2 separate regions of the Homo sapiens genome follow, and region 1 is linked to region 2. Evidence: chromatin contacts called from ENCODE Hi-C or POLR2A ChIA-PET data. All regions are on one chromosome and are shown on one strand. Each heading gives the region's core, a stretch centred on a gene start or an enhancer-like site at or near the end of the contact. The rest is flanking DNA. Distances are from core to core; before and after follow the strand shown. Region 1 has its middle 14 kb from the start of ADAMTS14. Region 2 holds the start of SGPL1 (sphingosine-1-phosphate lyase 1).

Region 1 (7,127 bases), core at 800-3,299, 160 kb before region 2:
AGGAGAGACCAAGGCAAGTTTTGAAGCAGGAGTGAAAGTTTATTAAAAAGCTTTAGAGGCTGGGCGTGGTGGCTCATGCCTGTAATCCCAGCACTTTGGGAGGCCGAGGCAGGCGGATCACTTGAGGTCAGGAGTTCGAGACCAGCCTGGCCAACATGGTGAAACCCCATCTCTACTAAAAATACAAAAATTAGCTGGGCGTGGTGGCGGGCGCCTGTAATCCCAGCTACTCAGGAGGCTGAGGCAGGAGAATCACTTGAAACTCTGCAGTGGGGTGAGATCGTGCCTCTGCACTCCAGCCTGGGCTTCAGAGCGAGACTCTTTCTAACAACAACAACAACAACAACAACAACAACAACAACAACAAAACCCCCAAAGCTTTAGAGCAGGAATGAAAGCAAGGAAAATACACTTCGAAGAGGCCCAAGCAGGTAACTTGAAGAACAAGTGCAGGACTTGACCTTTTGACTTGGGGTTTTATACGTTGGCATGCTTCTGGGGTCTTGCGTCCCTTCTCACTTGATTCTTTTTTTTTTTTTTTTTTTAGATAGAGTTTTGCTCTTGTTGCCCAGGCTGGAGTGCAATGGTGCAATCTCAGCTCACCACAACCTCCACCTCCCAGGTTCAAGTGATTCTCCTGCCTCAGCCTCCTGAGTAGCTGAGATTACAGGCGTGCTCCATGCCTGGCTAATTTTGTATTTTTAGTAGAGATAGAGTTTCTCCATGTTGGTCAGGCTGGTCTTGAACTCCCGACCTCAGGTGATTTGCCCACTTCGGCCTCCCAAAGTACTAGGATTACAGGCATGAGCCACCATGCCCGGCCTTCTCGCTTGATTCTTCCCTTGGGGTGAGCTGCCCGCGTGCACGGTGGCCTGCTAGCCCTTTGGGGGGTAGCATGTGCAGTGTGTTTACTGGAGTTGTACACATGCTCACCCGAGGAGTTCTTCCCTTTTACTGGTGGAATGCTCCTGGAAGGTCAACTCCGCCATTTCGTGTCTTAATGCACGTGCTTGAGCCCACTCGCCCAGCTCCTGAGATCTTATAGGAAACTGATGATCACCAGTTTTAGGTGTTTTCTATCTACAGGCAGAATGCCTTTTCCTGGTGCTGGTTGAGACCTATTACTATTTTAGAGAGGCAGTGTGACAACTGCCTAACCATCACCTAATGATCGCCTGATTTTCCTGGTGGGGTGTAGGGGCCCTCTTCTGCCCTGTTCATGTCTCACTAGCTACCCACCGTAACACTCCTGAGCACACTATTGGAGCTGGTGGGGTTTTCTTTGCAAATGCCACCATGTCACCCATAGCTTGGCCTGCAGGTCCCTGCACTAGTGCCAATGTAGATATTTTCTTTCCAAATCTAATCCCTAATTTACACACCCTTTGTGATGATGAGTTCAAATTCTTAGAGAAATTATTTAGCCCCCTGGAGAGACTGCTCTCCCAGTGTGGAGGGCTGGGGCTGGGGTCATATGTCAACATTGTTCAATGTGACACATATTTACTGAGCACCTACTCAGTGCCTATCCCTGGTGAGACAAAAGATGAGTGAGGAATGGCACCTGCCCTTGAGAAACATATAAGAAATGCTTCAGCAAGAAGCGTGTGTCTTTCTCTTGACCATAATGGCAATCTCCTAACACTGGAATAGGGTTAAGAAATCATAAAGAGTTCATGCATGTGTTCGTTGATTCATGAAGGCTTTATAGGGCCTCTACTTTGTCCCAGGCTCTATGCTAGACAGTAGGTAAAGCTGAATTGAAGGTTTTATTTTGCAGTTATTAAGCCTGTGAATAATTTCAGCACAGGAAGCCTACTGTGCCTTTCAGCACAGTTGACTTATGTCCAAGGTACAGATGTGGAACAGAAGAGAGAGTACTGAATGATGTTCTGGTGGGAGAGCAGGATGGTTCTGTGTCTGGGAGTGCTTCACGGAGGAAGTGGCTACTGAAAAAGGATTCAAAGGAAGACTCAGCTTGCCAGGCGGATGCATGGGGAAAAGGCATCCTAGGCTGAGGAAACAGCCTGTGCAAAGGCCTGGGGGCTGAGTCATGGACCAGCAGGGCTCAGAGGCTTTGCAGAAGTGATCTCATCCACCCACTCATAGTTCAGATGAGGCTGGGATGCAGAGAGCGGAAGGCACTGCCTAGAGCTACTCAGCCAGTTAACCACAGAGTTTTGATGGGAACCTGGCCTCCTACCTCCCAGCCACAGCTGGTATTTTCTTCTGCTGGGGAAATGCTACACATCATACACAATACCATCTTTACCACTTGATGGATCACAAGCAGGTATACATTTAAGTCATCTGAATTTAGTTCAAAGTTTGCAAATGGAGAGCAGAATTAGAGGGGCTGGCTGTGCTTTCCATGGGTCCAGATATATAGTGGGTGCTCAGTAAGGGTCTGTGCCCTCCTCCATGGCCAGATGTGGTCGGGGGGTGGGGGCGGGAAGTAAAGGCAACTCCCTGTTCTAAAGGAACACATGGATGACAACTTCCAACTTAGGATGACTTGAAGCTGGGCTTGTGAAGGCTCTGAGCAGCTGGGCTTGGAAGGCAATAATTTCTCAGGCAGAGCATGAGTACCTCTGTGTCTCCCAGTTTGAAAGGGAGCAAGTCATCCTGAAAATAAGCAAATGTCACTTCACCTCCGACCTGGCTGCCCTTTCAGTGGGTGCAGCGAATAAGGCCTTCTCGGTCATTCCGGGCTTTCAGTTTATGGGACTAAGAAAAAGGCAGAAATGCCAATAGTATACAATCATATCTATTTTATTATGCTTTGCTTTATTATGCTTGGCAGATACTCCATTTTTAAAAAACAAAGTAAAGGTTTGTGGCAATCCTGCTTTGAGCAAGTCTATTGGTGCCATTTTTCCAACAGCATGTGCTCACTTCATGTCTCTGTGTCACATTTTGGTAATTCTGGCAATATTTCAGACTTTTTCATTATTATTATATCTGTTATGGTAATCTGTAATTATTGATCTTTGATGTTACTATTGTAATTATTTTGGGGTGCCACAAACCGTGCCCCTAAGACAGCAAATTTAATCAATAAATGTTGTGTGTGTTCTGACTGCTCCACCAACTGGCCATTCCTTCATCTCTCCCTCTCTTTTGGCCTCCCTATTCTCCAAGACACAACAATATTGGAATTAGGCCAAGTAATAACCCTACAATGCTGCCTTAAGCGTTCAAGTGAAAGGAAGGGTGGCATATCTTGCTTCAAATAAGAAGCTGGACATGATGAAGCTTAGTGAGGAAGGCATATGGAAAGCAGAAAAAGGCTGAAAATGAGGCCTCTTGTACCAAACAGTTACAAATGCAAAGGAAAAGTTCTTGAAGGAAATTAAAAGTGCTACTTCAGTGAACACAGGAATGATAAGAAAGTGAAGCAGCTTTATTGCTGATATGGAGAAAGTTTGAGTAGTCTGAATAGAAGATCAAACTAACCATAACATTCCCTTAAGGCAAAGCCTAATCCAGAGCATGACCCTAACTCTCTCCAGTTCTATAAAGGCAGAGAGAGGTGAGGAAGCTACAGAAAAGAAGTTGGGGCTGGGTATGGTGGCTCACACCTGTAATCCTAGAACTTTGGGAGGCCGAGGCAGGTGGATCACTTAAGTCCAGGAGTTTTGAGATCAGCCTGGGCAACATGGAGAAAACCTGTTGCTACAAAAAAAAAAAAAAAAAAAATTAACTGGGTGTGGTGGTGCATGCCTGTGGTCTCTGTTACTTGGGAGGCTGAGGTGGGAGAATCTCTTGAGACCGGGAGGTGGAGGTTGCAGTGAGCCATGATTACACCACTCCACTCCAACCTGAGTGACAGAGTGAGACCCTGACACACACACACACACACAAGAAAAAGAAAAAGAAAAAAAAGTTGGAAGCTAGCAGAGGTCAGTTTCTGAGGTTTAAGGAAATAAGCTATCTCTTTGATGTAAAAGTATAAGCAGCAAGTGCTGATGTAGAAGCTGCAGCAAGTTATCCAGAAGATCTAGCTAAGACCATCAATGAAGGTGGCTACACTGAACAACAGATTTTCACTGGAGACAAAGCAGCCTTATATGGGAAAAAGATGCCATCTAGGACTTCCATAGCTAGAGAGGAGAAGTCAATGCCTGGCCTCAAAGCTTGAAAGGACAGGCTGGCTCTCTTGTTAGGGGCTAATGTAGCTGGTGACTTTAAGTTTAAGCCAATGCTCAATGGCCATTCTGAAAATCCTAGGGCCCTTAAGAATTATGATAAATCCACTCTGTCTGTGCTCTAGAAGTGGAACAACAAAGCTTGGATGACAGCATATCTGTTTAGAGCATAGTTTACTGAATGTTTTAAGCCCACTGTTGAGACCTACTGCTGAGAAAAAAAGATTCATTTGAAAATACTACTGTTCACTAACAATGCACCTGGTTACCAAGAGTTGTGATGGAGATGTACAAGGAGATGAATGTTGTTTTCATACCTATTAACACATCATCTGTTCTGCACCCACGGATCAAGTAATTTTGACTTTCAAGTCTTATTACTTAAGAAATACATTTCATAAAGTGATAGCTGCCATAGATAGTGATCCGTCTGACTGACCTGGACAAAGTAAGTTGAAAACCTTCTGGGAAGGATTCACCATTAGAGATGTCATTAAGAACATTCATGACTCATGGAAGGAGATAAAAATGTCAACATTAACAGGATTTTTTTTGGCTGCCCAGTGCATATAAAAGTTATATTTATGCTATTACATGTACAATAGCATTATGTCTAAAAAACAATGTATGGACCTTAATTTAAAAATACTTTACTGCTAAAAAATGCTAATGATCATCTGAGCCTTCAGCAAGTCATAATCTTGCTCAAGTCTGGAAGTCTGGAGTTTGTAAGAAGTTGATTGCAACCCTCATGAATGACTCTGAGGGATTCAACATTTCAGTGGAGGAAGTAACTGCAGATGTGGTAGAAATAAGCAAGAGAACTAGAATTGGAAGAAGAGCCTGAAGATGGGACCGAATTGCTGCCATCTCATGATCAAACTTGAATGGTTGAGGGGTTGCTTCTTTATGGATGAGCAAAGAAAGTGGTTTCTTAAGATGAAACCTACTCCTGGTGAAGATGCTGTGAATATTGTTGAAATTACAACAAAGGATTTAGAATATTCCATAAACTTAGTTGATAAAGCAGTGGCAGGGTTTAAGAGGATTGATTCCAATCCTAAAATAAGTTCTACTATGGGTAAAATGCTATCAAACAGCATTGTGTGCTACAGAGATGTCTTTTGTGAAAGGAAGAGTTAATCGATATGGCCAATTTCATGGTTGTTTTATTTCAAGAAATTGCCACAGCCACCCCAGCCTTCAGCAACCACCACCCTGATCAGTCAGCAGCCATCAACATGGAGGCAAGACCCTCCACAGCAAAAAGATTATGACTTGCTGAAGGCTCAGATGATTGTTAGCATTTTTTAGCAATAAAGTATTTTTAAATTAAGGCATGTACATTGTTTTTTAGATATAATGCTATTGTACACATAATAGCATAAATATACCTTTTATGTGCACTGGGCAGCCAAAAAAATTGTGTGACTCACTTTATTGCAATATTTGCTTTATTGTGGTGGTCCAGAACCAAACCCGCAACATCCCCAAGGCATGCCTGTATGCCTTCACTGCCCTCGGGGTTTTTTTTTTGTCTTTTTTTTTTTTTTTTTTTTGAGACAGAGTCTTGCTCTATCTCCCAGGCTGGGGTGCAGTGGCATGATCTTGGCTCACTGCAACCTACACCTCCCGGGTTCAAGTGATTCTCCTGCCTCAACCTCCCTAGTAGCTGGGAGTATATGTGTGTGCCACCATGCCCCACTAATTTTTTATATTTTTAGTAGAGACGGGGTTTCACCATGTTGGCCAGGCTGATCTCGAACTCCTGACCTCATGATCTGCCCACCTTGGCCTCCCAAAGTGCTGGGGTTACAGGTGTGAGCCACCACGCCCAGCCGCCTTTTCAATCTTAACTAAGCATTTATTATGTACTGTGGCTGTCACTTTTGCAGTTTCAGGTGTGACAGCAAAACTAGCATGAACTTCTTTTTCCTTCTTCACAATTTCACAGAAGATCTTCGTAATCTCATTGTACAATTTTTTTTTCTTTCCTAATTAAGTTGAAAACTTTCACCTTTTCAGTTAAAAGAAGCATGATACAGCTTCTCTTAGGCACAGCTGCATTGTCAGTATCACTACTCTTGCGTCTTGGGGCCACTGCTATGTAAAGTAAGAGTTACTTGAACACAAGCAAGATTGCCTGGCTGATCTGATAACTCAGATGGCTACTGACTGACTAATGGGTGGGTAGTGAAGACAGCATGGGCACGCTGGACAAAGGGATCATTCATATCCCAGGCAGGATGGATTAGGACAGTGCGAGATTTTGTCACACTACGCTGAACAGCATGCAACTGAAAACATGAATTGCTTATTTCTGAAATTTTCTATGTAATATTATTGGACTGTGGTTGACCATGGGTAACTGAAACCTCAGAAAGCAAAACCATGGATAAGTTGGGACTGCTGTATATAGAATAGTCTATGATATGATATATTAAATACACCATAAATAATACATTGTATAATATAATGCTTTATAGTATAAACTATATAAATTAAATATTAAAATAGAAATTACATATTTAAAATATAAATATAAAATATAAAGACATGCATTTAATATATATGAGAAATATTTAAAGAAGGCAGAGCATAGTATGATAAACACCCTCCCACTGCATCTTAACAGTTTACCCTGTTGTCTCTACCCCAGTACACGACTATGGTTGACTGTAACACCTCGATGTGAGTGAGAAATTTGAATGCAGGTTTTACATCTGTAGCTTTTTAAGTCCCAAAGCTGCTCCTCCTCATAGAATCCTCCAGTGGCTACTGAGAGCCCTCCGGATAGGCCAGACTCCCGCACAGGGTCTTTGGAGGCTTGTGAGATTGGATCCCTGCCCACATCTCCCCACCAGCCCCTCACGCTCTGGCTCCTGTTTTGTTCCTTCCACCAGGCAAGTGGCTGTCTCCTCCTGGGACGTTCTGTCCTCCTCTTCCCCTTGCCAACTCCTGATTATCCTTCAGGCTTTG
Region 2 (6,526 bases), core at 2,704-5,203:
CTCCCTGCCTTCAAAGCTATTTTGTCAAAGGAAGTTTATATTTATTCAGTGTTTGAGAAACAGCTGCTCTCAGTTTTTAATGTTTTGCTAGGAGTGACTGTGCAGCCTGGATAGCAACAATGGTGGGTGTATTAGTCCGTTTCACACTGCTATTAAGAACTTCCCTGAGACTGGGGCATTTATAAAGGAAAGAGGTTTAACTGACTCACAGTTCCACACGGCTTGGGGAGGGCTCAGAAGACTTACAATCATGGCGGATGGTGAAGGGGAAGTAAGCCCCTTCTTCACAAGGCAGCAGCAGAGAGAAGAACGAAGGAAGAACTTCCAGACACTCATAAAACCATCAAATCTCATGAGAATCACTCAGTGCCATGAGAACAGCATGGGGGAAACCACCCCCATGATCCAATCACCCTCCCTCCCTCGACACATGGGAATTATGATTTGAGATGAGATTTGGGTGGGGACACAGAGTCAAACCCTATCAGTGGGCTTCTTTACGAAAGATGAGGTTTCCTTGGGAAATAACTCTTGGCTCTCTGAGGGCTTGGCCACTCTGACTTTGATCAAACTGGCAACTGGGGTATGTACCTGAGTGAGGTCAGGGGGCCCATGATAACTCGGTGACTTGCTGCCCCTTGCTCACTCCAGTTGGCAATGTCGGGGCATTTGGTCCCTGCTGTGGGGGCTCCCATGTCTGTCTGGCCCTTGGCCTCTCCTCCCCTGGTGGCCAGCTCTGCTGTGATCAGCTGAGCCTGCTGCTGGAGCTATGTGCTGGTTTCCTGCCTCTTCTTGGGCATTCTGGGCTCTAGGAACTGTTTGTTGGTTTCCTGTGGGCCATTCCTTTCCAGGATGGGCCTAGAGGCTGCAACCCTCCTAAGATCTGCCCACACCCCTGTCCTGAGGTGAGCTTCTCAAGAAGGTCCCCGGCTGAGCAAGGGGTGTCAGGAGCAAGAATGGAGGCAGGAGAGTGTGTGCGCCTGCTTTTTAGAGTGGGAGTGTGCACTCATGCATGAGTGGGAGGCTGTCATTAACTTGGCCATGGATGGCTGCCATTTTAAGCAGAACCAGATTTGCTGGCATGAATTGTTTAAATGATGGCAGGCACAAGCACTGCAGGGAGATCCTCCTAGCCTAAATTAAAGAAGCCACAGAGGGAAAAAATCCCAGACCATCTTGCTCCACACCTCCCTCCCCCGTCCCAAGCCTTCCGTCATCTGCGGGAATTTCAGTGCCTCACTGACACCTGAATGACAATCTTTTGTCATCCTGGAAGGCACCATGATGGTACCAAAGGACAACTGGGGAGCATTGGTTCCCTCCCCAGCCCCAAACAAACACGTTCTTCATCAGCCTCCTTAAGCCATCCCAAACAACCCACACGCTTAATACAACTATCGTGCCTTCTATCCGGGCAAAGTGCCATGTGTCTGTAGACACAGCTACTCAGGAGGCTGAGACAGGAGGATCGCTCGAGCCCAGGAGTTTGAGGCTGTAGTGAGCTATGATAATGGCTGTAAATAGCCACTACACTCCAGCCTGGGCAACATTATTGAGACCATGTTTCTAAATAAGCAAACAAAAATTGTGCTTTCTCTGCAAACAGAGTGTCTAGGGAAGTGCTTTTTACTTTCTTGTGCATTAAGATCATCTGGGGACCTTGTTAAGCTGTAGATTCTGATTCAGGAGGTCTGGAGTGGGGCCCCAAGAACCTGTATTTATAACAAGCTCTCAGGTAAAGCCAATGCTGCTCTCAGGGAAACCACACTTTCAGAATGGAAGTTCCAGATAGCCCTCCTCTGCCTCTGACCAGCCAGCTATGTGCCTGCTAACGTCATTCTGCTGTCAGAGGGAGTGTGGGGTAGGAGAGCAGGGTGGTCTGAAGTCTTTCTCTCTCTCTTTCTCTCTCTCTCTCTCTCTCACACACACACACACACACACACACACACACACACACACACACACAGGGCTTCATCGGCTCAGAGAGTTGCAAACCCAGACCCATGTTCTAGGCTGGGCTCTGCCAGGAACTGCTAGGAGTCGCATCTCTCTCTGGACCTCAGTTTCTTCACGTGTATTTGTGTATTCTCTGGGGTGGAGCTGGCGAATAGCTGGAGACCCCTCTAGCCCTACCATTTTTTGATTCTAATTAACCAAAAAGGATATTCGAGGTCCCCGCTACAAATTCTGAACCCTTGGCTTCCCCTCCAAACTCCCACACAAACTCCACCCCATCCTGCCTGTGTGTCTTTGGGAGGATCATTTCCTTCTTTGGTCTTGGTGTCCTTGTTTACAGGTTGAGGGATGATAAGAGTCACCTGATCTGGGCAAGTCAGGCCATAAATAAGGCTTGTATGTAAAGGTGCCTAGCATAGTTCTTGGCAAAGCAAGGATCAGTCGATATGATTGCATTGGTTTGAGCATCTGGGAAGAATGAGCAGACTGCATACTGTGTGTTAGGGTGTAGGGAGGAATCAGACGTGACCCTGCCCTCTAGTCATCTGGGTGCACAGATTCTAGATTAAAGGATGTGGGGGTGGTAACTAACAAGGAGATGGAGAGGAGGTGTGCAGTTCCTGGGGGATCTGATGAAGAATTAAAGCAGAAGGGTAGGAGATGGAGAATGGGAAGGCATACCTGAAACCCTAAAGCAACTCTTGATGAGTAGGCATTGGCAGGAGGCCCCAGAACATTTTCTGACCCTCAAACACTGAGAATGCATGTCTGCTGGGGAATAGTAGTGAGGGGGCTAAGGGTATGGGGGTGTTCATGCCTGAGTCAGGGGCTCTGGATGGTAGAAATGTCTGGGAGTTCTGACGGAATGGGGGTGAGGAGGCCTAAAGATAACCTGTTCATAGTCTTTCAGGGCCTTAACCATTATGGCTGGGGAAGTGGGAAGTGCCGATGGGGTATGCAGAGGAGGGCAGCTGTGATAGTACATTTCATCCTGAAAGCACTACATGTGGATAATGACGGTAGTGATGATGCCCTAATTTTAGTGTCATGGCAACATTTTCCAAGGGGATGGAATTGGGTACCCTCATTAGTGTCATTTTTGTTTGAGAGATTTCAAGAGTCTATCTAGGTGTCATTTTAAAATCTATTGAAAAAAAATCTTGAATGCAGGTCACTGACCAGTTGGTTCCATGTAACTGCACTGCCTTCTGCTACCACTAAAGCAATGTTATGACAACCTGGACAAGTCATGGGAAACCTATGTGAGACTTAGTTTTTTCTTTTTCTTTTTGGAGTTGGGGGTCTCACTATGTTGCTCAGGCTGATCTAGAGCTCCTGGGCTCAGACAACCCTCCCGCCTCAGCATCCCCAAGTGCCGGGATTACCGATGTAAGCCACTACACCCAGCTGAGACTTAGTTTTTTCATCTGGAAATGAAGGCGACCTTTGTGATCCCAGTGGGCCCTTGCACTTGTGTATAAGGTGATTCCCAGCACTGCTCATGAAAGTAGTGATGGCAGAGTAGCCTCTGCTCTCCATTTTATTTTTGGGGTGGGGGGGGGCAGTGGTGGAGGGGAGGATGAGGATGATATTTCCATTAAATAAGTTTCCTTGTTGCTTTTCTTCAGGCACCACTGACCTCGATGGAAAAATGAAGTCCCTGGCCCAGGAAAGAGACCCAACTCTGTGGCTGTTTTGGATTAGTTTGTACAATGCCCTGCAGACCTACTCTCTCAGGAGGCTCCAAGTGACCAAATGTGACAAGAAAGTTTTTTGTCCAAGGCAGTTTGGAAGAGAAGTTGGTGACCGTCGGGATACCACAGCCGCCCCAGGACGGCCTGGTTGAGACATTCACTGGAGGGTCTGGGTGCAGCCCGCTGCCTGGCCGGTAGGCGGCGCGCACAGGCCGTGGGGCCCGGGTCTGGGCGTGCGCGCGGCTGGTAGCAGCGGGGCCGCGCACGCCAGGGTCCGGGAGCCGGGCCGGTGCCCCCGGAGCCATTTCCGGGAGGGGCGAGGCCGGCGGCTGCCGGGCCTCCAATCTCGGCGGCGGCGGCGGCAACAGGGGAGCCTGGGTCTCGCGGCCTGCGAGTCCGTCGCGTGCTGAGGGAGACGCAGGAGGTGGAGCCGGCCGGGTGCTCGAGGGAAGGAGACTGGAAGCTGGTTCCGGCGTGAGGAGGTGGAGGGGCCGCCGCGGGCTCCGGGGGGCGGTGAGGGTCGGGACGGAGGCGCCGCGGGGTGAGGAGAGGACAGGGGCCGGGTGGGCCGAGGGCGGGCAGAGGCGGCGGGGCGGCTGCGGCCGGGGCGGGGGCGGGGGCGGGCTGAAGGCGTGGGCACCAGCCGCTGAGGTCCAAGCAAGTGGACGGCGGGCGGGCGCGGGGCCGCGGTGGGGCGGGTCTGGAGCCCACGCCTGCCGCGGGGTAGGCATGGGCGGCCAGGATTTGCTGGTCCTCCGACGGGAGGGGTGACAACGAGAGCGAGGCCGTGCTGATTCTGAAGGGAGTGCGGAGGAGGCAGGACCCTGGTAGCCTCGGCACCTTCAGCCCGGGTTAGGTGGCCTGGGCTGGGCTCCCCACCCCGATCGCGCGCAGACGGGGCGTTTCCCCTAGTTTCCACCTGGGTGGAATGCTTTGTGGGAGTCTGGGTCTGGATTAGTTTCATCAGCTGTGGGAGGGAAACCTAGTTGCAGCAGGATTTTGATTCGCTGGTCTGGGGTGCTAGGGGTGGACTGTGATATCTGGGAATGAAATCTGAGCCTTCAAAGGAGGGAGAGAACCATAACTTGGCTGCTCTGGCGAATCTAGGCGGGCTGGCGAGACAGTTTAAAGCTCTAGAAGTAAACAAACCTGGTTCCCTTTTACAGAGTCTGAAAAAGGGGAGCGCGGAGAGGAGGCTGGAAGAGGAAGATGCCTAGCACAGACCTTCTGATGTTGGTGAGCCTTTTGCAGACATCCTCCTGGTTCCAAGGCATTTGTCTCCGTTTTTTTAGTCCAAAGGATCCCAGTGTGTAGATTTCACCTCTGATGCTTGCTTTTGGTAGCTGAGCGTTTTGCCACCTTTTATTTTGTTTTGTTTTGTTTTGTTTTTTTGGAGACGGAGTCTCACTCTGTTGCCCAGACTGGGGTGCAGTGGCATGATCTCGGCTCACCGCCACCTCTGCCTCCTGGGTTCAAGCGATTCTCCTGCCTCAGCCTCCTGAGTAGCTGGGATTACAGGCGCACGCCACCACGCCCGGCTAATTTTTGTATTTTTAGTAGAGACGGGGTTCTCCATGTTGGCCAGGCTGGCCTTGAACTCCTGACCTGTGGTGATCCACCCGCCTTGGCCTCCCGAAGTGCTGGGATTCCAGGCGTGAGCCACCGCGCCTGGCCAACCACCTTTTATTTTGGATGAATGATCAGGATGAATAAATAGCTGAATTAAATACATCAATACAGTATATGTAGAACTTAAATTATTGAAGAATCTTTTTCAAAATTATTATTATTTTTTTTAAATGAGACAAGGTCTTGCTATGTTCCTCAGACCGGAGTGCAGTGGCTATTTACAGGCATAATCATAGCTCACTGTAGCCTGGAACTCCCACTTCAAGTGATCCTCTTGCTTCAGCCTCTGGAGTAGCTAGGACTAGGAGCACAGGTCACCTCTCCTGGCTTTCTTTTTCATAATTCTTGCAGTTTTAATCCCTCCCTTCCCGTACTACCAGAGCAGTTTTGAAACCTCTATTATTACGTTTTATCAGGGTCTGCCATATACTAGTTTATCTGAGTGTTTGTCTTCCAGATTAGAGTTATGGTTCCTCGACAGGCAGATAATCATGTCTTCTTTGTTTAGAGATGAATAAACACCTAGCATGGTGCTCTGAATATAGTATGTGCTTAACAAATGCTTGTTGGATTGAACCAGTATGAATTTAAGTTCTTTTGTTGGACAGAGAGGTATGCCTGCTTTAGAGCTGTTTCCTCTCCTCCTGAGATCTTTCTGTGCTGTTTTACTGAGCAGGGAAGAATAGCGTTGCTAAATGCATGTTTACCAAAATGACATTTTATTTTTGGGACTTTTATGATTCCTTATGGACTTCTTAGTGTGAGAATTATGGAGAGTTTATAGCTTTGAAATGGTGGTATAGAAAAAGTGTCCGGGTTTAGTTTTTTTTGTTTCGTTTTGTTTTGTTTTGTTTGTTTGTTTTTGAGATGGAGTTTAGCTCTTGTCTCCCAGGCTGGAGTGCAATGGCACAATCTCAGCTCATTGCAACCTTTGCCTCCCGGGTTCAAGCGATTCTCCTGCCTCAGCCTCCCGGGTAGCTGGGATTATAGGTGCACACCACCATGCCTGGGTAATTTTTGTTTTTTAATAGAGATGGGGTTTCGCCGTGTTAGCCAGGCTGGTCTCAAACTCCTAACCTCAGGTGATCCACCTGCCTTGGTCTCCCAAAGTGCTGGGATTACTTACAGGCGTGAGCCGCCGTGTCCAGCCAAGTTTGTTTGTTTGTTTGTTTTTGTCACTTCTCTGAGTGCAAAATCAGTGCTTTAAAAACAATTCATTTCTCTCTCTTTATCTCACTATCCCAGAG

The links. Hi-C counts contacts between places; a loop is a spot of excess contacts on that map. ChIA-PET counts read pairs that join two places held with the same protein, here RNA polymerase II (POLR2A). Pooled maps may share reads with other maps.
Region 1: a pooled map shows a loop between it and region 2 (2.5-fold over the local background). The contact joins the enhancer-like site here to the promoter of SGPL1 in region 2. A Hi-C loop is called at or near these places in 1 of 50 pooled maps. POLR2A ChIA-PET finds 5 or more read pairs at or near these places in 2 of 52 experiments (AG04449 and OCI-LY7).

The regions. Positions count from the first base shown.
Region 1 is chr10:70,654,607-70,661,733 of GRCh38, forward strand. No RefSeq gene overlaps it. Among named protein-coding and RNA genes, the nearest start is that of ADAMTS14, 14 kb to the right of the region's middle. RefSeq lists an enhancer at 6,272-6,341. Within about 2 kb of position 2,050, at least 2 of the 41 ENCODE cell types and tissues checked have a DNase peak (open chromatin) inside an H3K27ac peak, as active enhancers do.
Region 2 is chr10:70,811,995-70,818,520 of GRCh38, forward strand. It overlaps SGPL1 (sphingosine-1-phosphate lyase 1), which reads left to right and starts at 3,954. Exons shown (of 15, transcript NM_003901.4): 1 at 3,954-4,132; 2 at 4,817-4,886. The coding sequence starts at 4,860. RefSeq lists silencers at 3,750-4,069, 4,090-4,179, 4,260-4,369.